4 separate regions of the Homo sapiens genome follow, and regions 2, 3 and 4 are each linked to region 1. Evidence: chromatin contacts called from ENCODE Hi-C or POLR2A ChIA-PET data. All regions are on one chromosome and are shown on one strand. The core of a region is the stretch at or near the end of the contact, and the rest is flanking DNA. Distances in the headings are between cores, read along the strand shown.

Region 1 (2,700 bases), core at 182-2,681:
TTGTTTCATCTGCAGTCTGCATCTACCCCGCCTGCTTTCCCCTACCCCACCCCAGCCCACCCCACCCCCTTCCATCCACCGCAGTGATCTTGAAGGGAGCTGCAGAGGCCCTAAAGAAACAGAGATAACGGCTGTAGGCAGAGGCCACGTTATCCAAACCTCACCAGCCCGGTCTGACCCGCCGAGTCGCCAACCTCCTTCCTAAGGCCCTAGTTCCAAACAGGCCTGGCTGGGGGCCTCCCGCTTCCCAGGGCCGCATCCGCCCACCACAGGCCCACAAAGCCCCCACAAATGCCAGGACTCCGCGGCTTCAACTTCCCTCCGAACCAATTCCAGTCCGATTTTATGGGATCAGGGTGTGACCCCCAACTGCAGAAGGCAATGAAGAGACTGCGGCGAGCCATTCCCAGCTCGCTTACACAATAAAGGGATCCCGAGGCGAGTGCTGACCCTCCCCCCGGCCGTCCTGCTGCAGCGCGCCCCGCCACATTTCCCGCCTCGCCCCCTCAAACCGCCTGGGCCTCGCAGGGCGTCCACCCCCGGCCTAGGCGCTCCACGGAGGGCGCGGCAGGACGCCCTCCTCCCGCGCTCCTTCCCCGGCGCCGGCGGAGTCCGACCCTCCCCACGCCCGCGGCCGGCTCCGGAGCCCCTCACCCGCCGCGCGCTTCCCCGGCCGCGCAGAGCCAATGCCCTCCTGTCCCTCCACCCACGGGTCGGGCGCGCGCCGCCCGCCTTCCAAGCCCATGGTGAACCCCTCTGGTGCTGCGGGGGACCGGTCGCGCCAGGCCTAACCCACCCAGCAACCCACGCAGGGGCCCTTCCTGCCCAGCGCCCCCCCACCCTACCGCCGGGACTGCGCTTTCCAGCCCCGCTTAGAATCCCCTCTCTTCCTGGGAGGCAGACACTGGCTCGCGGGGCACGCCGAGACCTCCGCCGGGACACTAGCCCCTCGACCTCGCGCCCCCAGGGATCCCACCCACCGAGAACCTGGTCCTCACGTCCCCACCCCCAGATCTCCATCCCCCAGCCCCCCAGGGGTCGCCCTCCTGCACACCCAGGCCCTGACCCCCGCGGGTTTCACAAGGACTTCATTCCCCGCTCCTCCGGGAGTCTCTCCATCTCCACCCACTGAGGTCCCAGTGCCCCCAGCCCAGGACCCTGCTCAAACTAACCTAAGGTCCCCGCAGCACAAACCCTACAGCTCAGAAGCCCCTCTGTCTTCCCCAGCTCCCGCTTCGGTCCCCCGTTCCTGTCCTCCAGAGCCGCCCGGGACCCCTCAGCCCAGGAGCCATTCCTCCCTCCACAAACTGTCCCCCAGCCCTGGGCCGTGCACTCGGACCCGGGTAGCCGCACCTCTCACCTTCAGCCGAAGATGGTGGCGCGGGCGCACGTCCCCAGCCGCGACCACAGATCCAGCGCCTCAGTCCCAAACCCACCGCTGCCTCCGCCGGGCTCCTTTAGCACTGCTGCTCGGGGCTGCCCCACCCACCCCTACCCTCATTGGGCCAGCTCCACGCCCATCACCGCCGCCCCCAGACCCACTGGTTGGTTTGCGCGCCCATCTCCAAGGGAAGACGTTAGCAACCCGAACGAAGCTACCTTCCCGAGTCCGGCTCCCTCCACCCACCTGGAATGACGCTCATTGGCTCCCGCTCCCAGCCCAGGCCACAGAGGCCCCAATCTCATGGGCTGGCTCTTACGCCCGTCATAGGCTCCGGGAGGTGCGGCCGGGGCAGTGGCGCGGGATTGGCTGGCTCGTGCGTAGATGGACAGCTGAGGCTGGCTGAACGCCCGGCGATCCCGCGAGGCTGCGGGTGCGGGCCCCGCGGCGGCCGGCGCGCTGCGCTGACATTGGCTGTGCGGGCCGCGGGGCAGGTGGGCCGCGGCAGGAGGCTGGCGCTCTGACTGCAGACTCCTCGTCCTAGCGTCAGGCAGCCGCCGCAGCCGCAGCACATTCGAGCGCCCGGTCGCCCCCTGTGCTTGCGGCAGCCGGCATGTACCGCAGCGGGACGGGGTTCCACCGCGGAGTCGCGGGCCCTCAGCGTTGCCTGCAGGGGCGGGGCGGAGCGCGGTCCAGAGTCCTGACGTCACCCCCGGGGCTGCGCGGGGTTGGGGCCGCGGCGCTGCGACTCACCTGCAGTGGGGGAAGGAACGCGGGGGAGGGCGCTGCTCCGCCCATGCGCACAGGGTTTGGCCCGGGACCCGGCTGCGCTCCACGCTGCGGCCACTGTCCCGACCCCGGCCCCAGGCGGACTCTGCCGGGATCGGCCGAGCGCCAGGCGCAGGACACGGTCCTCCAAGGTCGCAGTTTTGGTGTTAGCGGGGTGAGAGGCTCTCCTGCCCAGCCTCCAGGCAAGGCTGAGATTCCAGAAGAATGAGAAGAGAACCGACCTTGGAGAGAAAACTTGGAAGAAACTTTATTCACCTCATTCATTCACTCGTTCAGTCGCTCCTTCATTCATTCATCAGAGCTCCCTACGTGAAGGGCTATGAGAGGTTCTTAAGAATATAAGGCTGGATTCCTGTAGCGCTGTCATATCCCCTAGGGCTTATGAAAACGTTGGAGACTGAAAAACAGTGGCCCCAAAATAACGAAAGGAAACTGGAAAAATCAAAGTAAATAAAATTTAATGAAATGTCTGCAGAATCTAGGCAACTGCAACAAAACTCTTGCATAATTATATATAAATATAATAAAGT
Region 2 (2,732 bases), core at 190-2,689, 300 kb after region 1:
CAGCTTTTCTTCTCTTCCAGAGTGATAAACCATTTACCACCCCGTCTTCTCTCCATTAATCCAACAGCAGGTCATTGTTCTCAGACACGGGCACATCTTCACTAGTCTCCTTTTTACTCTCTTTGAACTCCTGCCCAATTATGCAAGAAAAATCTCTCAAATTCTCCCCCTCCATCCCATTCATGAATATGCTTTAGAGCGAAACCTCTCTAACAAGAAAACAGATACTCATCAGGTTTGTGGACAGAACTGAAATCAGACACTCCTCCCGATACTTGGCCAGGTGTGGTTTTTACAACTTTTTATGAAACAAACGCTGATGTCAAGAGTCCCGTTTAGCCCAGTCTAGAACTCTCTAGATCTCTAATGGACAACTTACTATGACATTAGGGCATCAGGCACTGATGCAGTCTCTCCCAACTTCTCACCAAATATACCAGATAGATAGTTAGATAGTAGATGGATAGATAGATAGATAGTAGATGAATAGATAGATAGATAGTAGATGGATAGATGGATAGATAGATAGTGGATAGATAGAAAGTAGATGGATAGATAGATAGTAGATGGATAGATAGATAGTAGATGAATAGATAGCTAGATAGTAGATGGATAGATGGGTAGATAGATAGACAGAAAGTAGATGGATAGATAGATAGATAGTAGATGGATAGATAGATAGTAGATGGGTAGATAGATAGATGGTTAGCTAGTAGATGATAGATAGTAGATGGATAGATAGATAGATAGTAGATGGATAGATAGTAGATGGATAGACAGTAGATTGATAGATAGATGGATTGATAGATAGTAGATGGATAGATAGATAGATAGTAGATGGAGAGATAGTAGATGGATAGGTAGATAGTAGATGGAGAGATAGATAGTAGATGGATAGATAGTAGATGGATGATAGATAGATAGTAGATGGATAGATAGTAGATGGATAGATAGTAGATGGATAGATAGATAGATAGTAGATAGATAGTAGATGGATAGATAGATAGATAGAGAAAAAAGGAACACACATGCATACAATCCAAACTGAAACCAACACTGACAAGCCAGAATGAGGGATTGACATTATGTCTAAATCAGATGGAAATGGATTAAGAAAATCCAGGCTTAGGTTCAGGCCAAAATCTCTATAATAAGTGGGTACAGCTTGCATCATGGCTGAGTACATTTTGGTCCCCAAGTGGGTGTGCACTTTTTCCTTGGATGCTTCATCCCCTTTTGTCTTTTCCTTTAATGCAGATAGATGCATCACATTCACTGAGATGGAGAAGTTTGGGGAGAGGACAATTTGGGAGAGGAAAACAAGAGTCCTGCTTTGTCCGAGTTCTATCCCCTTCAGACCCCAATGGAGAGGTCTGGGCTACAGCTCTCTATTTGGGAGTTCACATGGTGCTGTGGTCACTGAGGCTGTGAACCATGTGAAGCGAGAAGAGTGAGGAGAACACCTCCAGTGTTAAGAGGTGGCACCGGAAGTATCACAAAAAGACACTGAGAAGATGCAGCTCATGAGCAGGAGGAGAACACGATGTGACAGGATCCAAAACAAGCATGTTTCAAGGAGGGAGTGAGGAATGCCACTGCAAGGTCTACAGCATGAGGGCAGAGAAGTGGCCACTGGATCTGGTGACATGGAGGGTTTGAGTGACCATGAAAGAACAAGTGCAGGAAGAAAAGACCAAATGGAATGGGCTAAGGAGAGAGAAGTGACAGAGAGGCAACTGCTTTGGGAAGCTTTGCTCAGAAGAGCTGGGTTTATGAAATGCCCCAGGATCCAAAAGAACCCTAAGGTTCTTCCAGTTTGAAAAAAAATGTCTATATCGATGTCAAAAGAAAAACTACCCGTATTAGTCCATTTTCATGCTGCTGATAAAGACATACCTGAGACTGGGAAGAAAAATAGGTTTAATTGGACTTACAGTTCCACACGGCTAGGGAGGCCTCAGAATCATAGCAGGAGGCAAAAGGCACGTCTTACATGGCAGCAGCCAGAGAAAAATGAGGAAGATGCAAAAGTAAAACCCCTGATAGAACCATCAAATCACGTGAGACTTATTCACTACCACAAGAACAGTATGGGGGAAACTGCCCCCATGATTCAGATTATCTCCCACCAGGTCCCTCCCACAACACATGGGAATTATGGGAGTACAATTGGAGATGAGATTTGGGTGGGGACACGGAGCCAAACCATGTCACTACCCAACATGGTTACACGTCCAAATGCTAACAGAAATTATATCTGGGAGGTAAAAATAGGAATAATTTTTATTTTTTATTAAACATTTTTCATAATATATATTTTATGCCTTGTTTTTTATCACATAGATAACAGAGGTTATATATATATAAATTAAAAAATGGTGCTGGGTAAGTGGAGTAGATATGCTTTTCCCTATTCCATTTGAAATACAACTACAAGCCCTGAACAATATATATAAAACTAACATAAGAGACCCTGAAAGAGAGAGAGAAGGCACACAGGCTAGGGACCCTGGGGACAAGGAATGGCATGGGTGAGTTCCCTGGCTTCTCTTTTTGCCTTATAGATTCCAGACTTGGAGCTGAACAGCCAGCAATCTGAAAAAATGGGTGCAGATTTAAAATAAAGCCCTCACAAAAGCCTGCTCTCTCTAGCCAAAGCCTGAGGAAAGAGGCAACTTAGCAAGACAGACACTTTTAGACAATACCTGCTCTATTCCAGCCAAACTCCACAG
Region 3 (2,700 bases), core at 19-2,518, 330 kb after region 1:
CAGCCCATTTTATGAATCAGGAGACTGAGGCTGGGTTGGGGGACAGTGTGATGCTGCAGGTCACACAGCTGGATCCGGTTGGAACTTGGGTCTCTTTTCCACATCATGCATGGTTCCCAAGCAACGGCTTCAGCATCATCACTTAAGGAGCTCATTCAAAGTTTTGAAAACTACAGATTCCAGATCCCATCCCTGGAAAGCCACGTTGTAGGGTTGGCTCCAAGAGAGCCCTACCTGCAGTCAGCTCTGGGAGCCAGTGCCTTACAGGTGGTCCTGAGGGCAGGAAGGAAAGTGTGGGGTGGATGAGAAGACACAGAAGGAAAACGAGGGTGTCAGTCCAGAGAGGACCTTGGAGGCAGGCTTGGCCTACTTTTAGCCCTTATTCTGCCTAAACCCACCCCTCCTCTCTACTCCGAGTCTTGTTAACTCGCTTTATACCACATCCTGCTGCTTTAACCTCGCCTTCCTTTTCCTTCTGAACAATCTCCTTCCTCCTACTGACCTGAACTTTTTGTGTATTTACCCCAGGCCGGGATGGGCCAGCACGCGCACATGCGCATGCCCACACACACACACACACACACACACACACGAGTCACGCGGGGATGTCCAGTGTGTAAACACAGATCCTCTGAGAGCAGAAAGCGTGCAGTTCTCTAGGACAGCAGCCGCGTCTGGGCCCAAGGCTGGCTAACTAGCAGGCTGAGTGAGGCTCGACGGAGGGCGCCTTACGCGGGCACTTCCATGACTCCCAGGTTCTGACGGCACAAGAGCCCTGATGCCCACGCTCACGGACAGTTCCCCGCTGGAGCGGGCAGGGGACCTGACCCTACGACACAGGGCGTCCTGTGTCAGAGGCAGGAGGCTGAGGACACAGCTGCGCAGAGCCGCCCAGCAGAGGTTACCCGGATAACGATAAGTGGTCCCCGCGACGCCCCTTAAGTCTCTGGGGTTATCTGGAGCGCAGGTTTGCAGACCCGCTGCCCCCGCGGTGGGCCAGGTCCACGGGGCCGGAAGATAGCAGGATCTGTCCAGCCCTCGGGCTGCGGCGGCTGCTCGCGGAGCCCACTCTCCCCGACGGTCCCCAGCTTGCTCCAGCTCTGCCTGGAGCTCCCATGCGTGCCCTCCGCATCCGCCCTGGCCGCCCAGTCACACACCTGCAGTCCCCGCCGGGCGCCGAGCCCCTCTCCAGCGGCGACTCCCTGCGATTCGGGTGACCGTCGGGACCACCGCGCCCCAGCTGGAGCCGCGCGGCGAGCCGCAGCATCTGCCCAGCCTGGGCTCCTCCGGCGGGCGGGGCGGAGCCTGTCAGGGGGCGGGGCCTAATGGGGCGGGGCTGACCGCGGAGCCGGCCTCTCCAGCCACCTGGCGGCCCGGCAGCGTCAGCCAGGTGCGCGCCCGGCCCCACATCCTCTGGGTCACGCCCCCGAGGCCGCAAGGCGTCTGAGAAGCAGCCCCGGCTCTGACCCGCCAGCCCTCGGAAGAAGCAGACCCTGGCCGGTCCATGGCAGTGGCCCGAGGGGCACCAGCGCGGAGCACCAGCGACCCCCAAGGAGTAAGGGGAGGTTAGGCCCCCGCGTCGGAAGCGCGGCTTTGGCCCCGCAGGAGGGCTGGGCGGAGCAGGGGGGCAGGTCTGGGGTAGGGGCTTAGGGGAAAGACGAGAAAGAGGAAGCTCCGACGAGCTGCTTCCTTCTCTCACTGCGACCCACTTCCTCTTCCTACTTCTATTTTCTTTCTTTTTTTTTTTTTTTTTTTTGAGATGGAGTCTCGCTCTGTCGCCAGGCTGGAGTGCAGTGGCACGATCTTGACTCCCCACAACCTCCGCCTCCCGGGTTCAAGCGATTCTCCTGCCTCAGCCTCCCGGGTAGCTGGGACTACAGGCGCGCGCCACCACGCCCAATTTTTTGTATTTTTACTAGAGACGGGGTTTCACCATGTTGGCCAGGATGGTCTCGATCTCTTGACCTCGTGATCCGCCCGCCTCGGCTTCCCAAAGTGCTGGGATTACAGGCGTGAGCCACTGCGCCCGGCCCCTACTTCTATTTTCTTTGGGTGCCCTTAACCCTTAAAATGCCTGCACTACTGCTGTGCAGACGGGCACCTTGACCCGCATCCTTCTGCAGGAACCTTCATAGAAATACCAGCCAGTCCCGGCGTTCAGCACTGCTGTTCCAGCCTCTGGCTGGACTTCCCGCCCTCCCTGGCCGGCACCAAGGCTACTGTCACCTGAGTGGTTTCCCCAGCCCCTGGGGAAGGGAGTGAGGGTGTGCGGGAGTTCCTGCCTCCAGGGTCAAGGCCCTCTTCTTGCCTCCCCCTTTTCTCCCCCAGACGACGTTGCAGATGATGCTCTACCAAGAGTTGGAAGGACTCCCCAGGGAATCCCACAAGACACTGCGCTTCCTATGCCTCCTTTCCCTCGTTTAAAAAATGGGGATAAGAAGGTTGGCTACTGCTCCGACAGCCCTCACAATGGAAGAGTAGCACTTCATTTGTGGGTTAACAAAGGGCAACGCTGAAATCTCCACTTCCACTATTGAATGGAACTGTGTCATAATATCTGTTAGAGGCGTGCAAACTCGGCCACAAGGTCATGGTCATACGTTATTGTTGGTCAAAAGCCGCAGCCCTACCTGAGGCTTTGAGAGATATGAACACCAATGACTTTTCTTTTCCTGACTCCCGAAATACCAAGAAAAAGCA
Region 4 (2,700 bases), core at 157-2,656, 410 kb before region 1:
AGGGACCTGCCCAAGTCTGGGCGTGCCTCGTCTCTTCCTGACATGCCAGGCGGGTCTGGGGATTGAGATGCTTTCTGCTACCGCGGTGCCACAAAAGAGCTTACTGTACATTGATGACTTACAGTCAAGCCTCCTGCAGCGCTGGTCAGGTAACCTATTCCTTGAAGACACTCTTGTCTCAGTAAAAGGTAAAGGAGGGCTCGTCCGGGATTTGAACCCGGGACCTCTCGCACCCGAAGCGAGAATCATACCCCTAGACCAACGAGCCGACGTGCGGACGTTGCCGCGAACCGCCTTAGAGGTCGTGCCAGGCTTGCTGTAGTGCTGGGTCCACTATGCATGGCGGAACGGTCCGGGCGCACGCTCACGGACCAGCCTCCCCCAGGCCGAGTATTTTGGAGCACTGGGCTGGGAATCTCTTGGCTCCGGGCCGCGAGCTCCGGCTCCTCCCAGGAAATAGCGTCAAGGAAGTGGGAGGGAGTGGCCTCGGCCTCGCCCCCGCGCCGCCTTGCACGACTGCCTTGAACACCCGGGTTGTTGCTTCCTTTGGTTACCGACTTGGTGCCATTCCGTAACCTGGGATCTTGACACTTCCTGCCTCCGCCTGCGGTCCTTGGACCTAGCTCTTCGTTGCAGAGCTTTGAAGAGAAGCGGTGGAATTGCTTGCTTTCGGGACGGGCAGGAGAAATCACTAGGGGAACACCAGTGCCCCGTGTCTGTCTATCCTCCTGGGCTAACGGGCAGGGCAAACCCTGGGCCAGACCCATCGATAGTCCACGGGTTCCCCAGACCGCATGGCAGTACCCAAGCGAGGGAAAGAGGGAACGATTTCTGGGGCCCAGAAGACCCACGGAAGAGGGCGTTATTGAGCTGGGTGACTGGAGGGGGACAGGCTTTCCACCCTGCAGTGGGGCGGGGCGCAAGGCCAGGCGACTAGTCTCATGGCTTCCGGACTGTAAGATCAGGTTACCCCTACCCTACAGTCTAACCTCTGCTCCCCAGTCCCCTCCTAGAATGGCCTAGAAGGGAGACCCTCCTGCCTGCCTCCTAAGACCCCCCGAAGGCTCTGAGGCACGTGGCCGCATGAATGTGGTCGAAGGCCTGTAGACCCGGTTTGGGGACTTAGCAGTGTCCCCGGGACTGCCCAGTGAGCCTCTGCGCTCTTAAACACTCACCATGCTGCTCTTACTCCGGAGCTGCCCAGAGTCCCAGCAAGATCTGGTGGGGTCGGTAGCAGACCACGTGTCCTGCCTTTCCTCAGCTCAGTGCCTGTTCTGGGGAGTCCTCCCAGCGGGGTTCTGGCCTGCATCGGCCCTGGACCAGCCTGGTGTCATCTGTGGAACCATTTTGTTCTACACCCCAGTTGTGTGATTTGTGGGGCCAGGCCGTTCCTAATGCCCAACCCATAGATACGATGACGGGGCTTTCAGTGAAGGATTCAGCTCCTATTTGTCTTTCCCAGGTTCCCCTGGACAGACAGTGGGGAAGGGCAGCAGAAGTTAGCCCAGCCTTTCCCATTAGTGTCCCAAGTCTTTGAGATGGGTAAAGAGGTTCTCAGGGCTGATCTGGCATCTCCTCCCCCATTCCTACCCTTTTCCAATTCCTGTCTCCCTCCCCTTGGGCCCCAGCTTTCTCTGCAAAATAATCCAGTCACCTCTTCCCTGGCCTCAGGCACTTAAACGCTGCAGAAGGGGAGGCCTAAATCCTTTATGACCCTTATGAAAGCTATGTCCCTCTTCACCGGGCACAGTGGCTCACACCTGTAATCCCAGCACTTTGGGAGGCTGAGGTGGGTGGATCACAAGGTCAGGAGTTCAAGACCAGCCTGACCAAAATGGTGAAACCCCGTCTCTACTAAATATACAAAAATTAGCCAGGCGTGGTGGCGGGCGCCTGTAATCCCAGCTACTCGGGAGACTGAGGCAGGAGAATTGCTTGAACCCGGGAAGCGGAGGTTGCAGTGAGTCAATATTGTGCCATTGCACTCCAGCCTGGGTGACAGAATGAGACTCCCTCCGTCTCAAAAAAAAAAAAAAAAAAAAAAAGCTATGGCCCTCTTCCTAAACATGTATACAATCCAGGGAGTTCACACATAATCCCATCCACATACCCCACACTTTATTTTTTCCTCAGAAAAGTGCGTACATAGACCCCACTTTTAATAACCAAGAACTAACAAACAGCTGATCATTCGTTTATTTTATTTCATTTTTTTGAGACGGAGTTTCACTCTTGTTGCCCAGGCTGGGATGCAGTGGCGCGATCTCGGCTGACAACACCTCCTCCCCCCTCCAAGGTTGAAGCGATTCTCTTGCCTCAGCCTCCCAAGTAGCTAGGACTGCAGGCGCCTGCCACCACGCCTGGCTAATTTTTTGCATTTTTAGTAGAGACGAGGTTTCACTATGTTACCAGGTTTCACTATGTTGGCCAGGCTGCTGGTCTGGAACTCCTGACCTCGTGATCCGCCCACCTTGGCCTCCCAAAGCGCTGGGATTACAGGCGTGAGCCACCGCGCCCGGCCATACATGGCAAGTTTCTACATGGTGTTTCAGACTTAGCTGATCACCCTCTACCCTCAGGCCAGATTAGATTCCACTTCTCCCTGTTCTTACAGTGCCGTTAGTGCTGAAAGGGGAACGTGCCTTGTTCATTTGGTTCTGCACAGGGTCCAGCCCAGTGCTTGGCACAAACGTGGTCTCG

Evidence for each region. A loop is a pair of places that touch in the nucleus more often than their neighbours do. ChIA-PET counts read pairs that join two places held with the same protein, here RNA polymerase II (POLR2A). Pooled maps may share reads with other maps.
Region 2: a loop to region 1 is called in a pooled map, with 2.9 times the contacts of the local background. The contact joins the enhancer-like site here to the promoter of MYH10 in region 1. A Hi-C loop is called at or near these places in 1 of 37 single-sample maps with no recorded cell type and 1 of 50 pooled maps. POLR2A ChIA-PET finds 5 or more read pairs at or near these places in 1 of 52 experiments (H1).
Region 3: a loop to region 1 is called in a map of OCI-LY7, with 3 times the contacts of the local background. The contact joins the promoter of PIK3R5 here to the promoter of MYH10 in region 1. A Hi-C loop is called at or near these places in 2 of 168 maps with a recorded cell type or tissue (OCI-LY7 and naive thymus-derived CD4-positive, alpha-beta T cell) and 7 of 50 pooled maps.
Region 4: a loop to region 1 is called in a pooled map, with 6 times the contacts of the local background. The contact joins the promoter of LINC00324 here to the promoter of MYH10 in region 1. A Hi-C loop is called at or near these places in 1 of 37 single-sample maps with no recorded cell type and 6 of 50 pooled maps. POLR2A ChIA-PET finds 5 or more read pairs at or near these places in 1 of 52 experiments (MCF 10A).

What each region holds. Positions count from the first base shown.
Region 1 is chr17:8,629,294-8,631,993 of GRCh38, forward strand. MYH10 (myosin heavy chain 10) reads right to left here and starts at 1,432. Exons shown (of 43, transcript NM_001256012.3): 1 at 1,361-1,432. RefSeq lists enhancers at 1-583, 584-1,361, 1,362-2,139 and a silencer at 1,624-2,303.
Region 2 is chr17:8,924,557-8,927,288 of GRCh38, forward strand. All of the region lies in intron 1 of PIK3R5 (phosphoinositide-3-kinase regulatory subunit 5), which reads right to left. Among named protein-coding and RNA genes, the nearest start is that of PIK3R5, 40 kb to the right of the region's middle. Within about 2 kb of position 1,440, at least 3 of the 41 ENCODE cell types and tissues checked have a DNase peak (open chromatin) inside an H3K27ac peak, as active enhancers do.
Region 3 is chr17:8,964,439-8,967,138 of GRCh38, forward strand. It overlaps PIK3R5 (phosphoinositide-3-kinase regulatory subunit 5), which reads right to left and starts at 1,269. Exons shown (of 19, transcript NM_001142633.3): 1 at 1,158-1,269. It overlaps PIK3R5-DT (PIK3R5 divergent transcript), which reads left to right and starts at 1,409. Exons shown (of 3, transcript NR_184080.1): 1 at 1,409-1,565; 2 at 2,329-2,700. RefSeq lists silencers at 1,193-1,512, 1,583-1,682.
Region 4 is chr17:8,222,637-8,225,336 of GRCh38, forward strand. It overlaps LINC00324 (long intergenic non-protein coding RNA 324), which reads right to left and starts at 1,407. Exons shown (of 3, transcript NR_026951.1): 1 at 1,176-1,407; 2 at 1-638. It overlaps CTC1 (CST telomere replication complex component 1), which reads right to left. Exons shown (of 23, transcript NM_025099.6): 23 at 2,179-2,700. It overlaps TRP-CGG1-3 (tRNA-Pro (anticodon CGG) 1-3), which reads right to left and starts at 268; the gene lies at 197-268. RefSeq lists a silencer at 171-220 and enhancers at 283-1,024, 571-700, 951-1,190.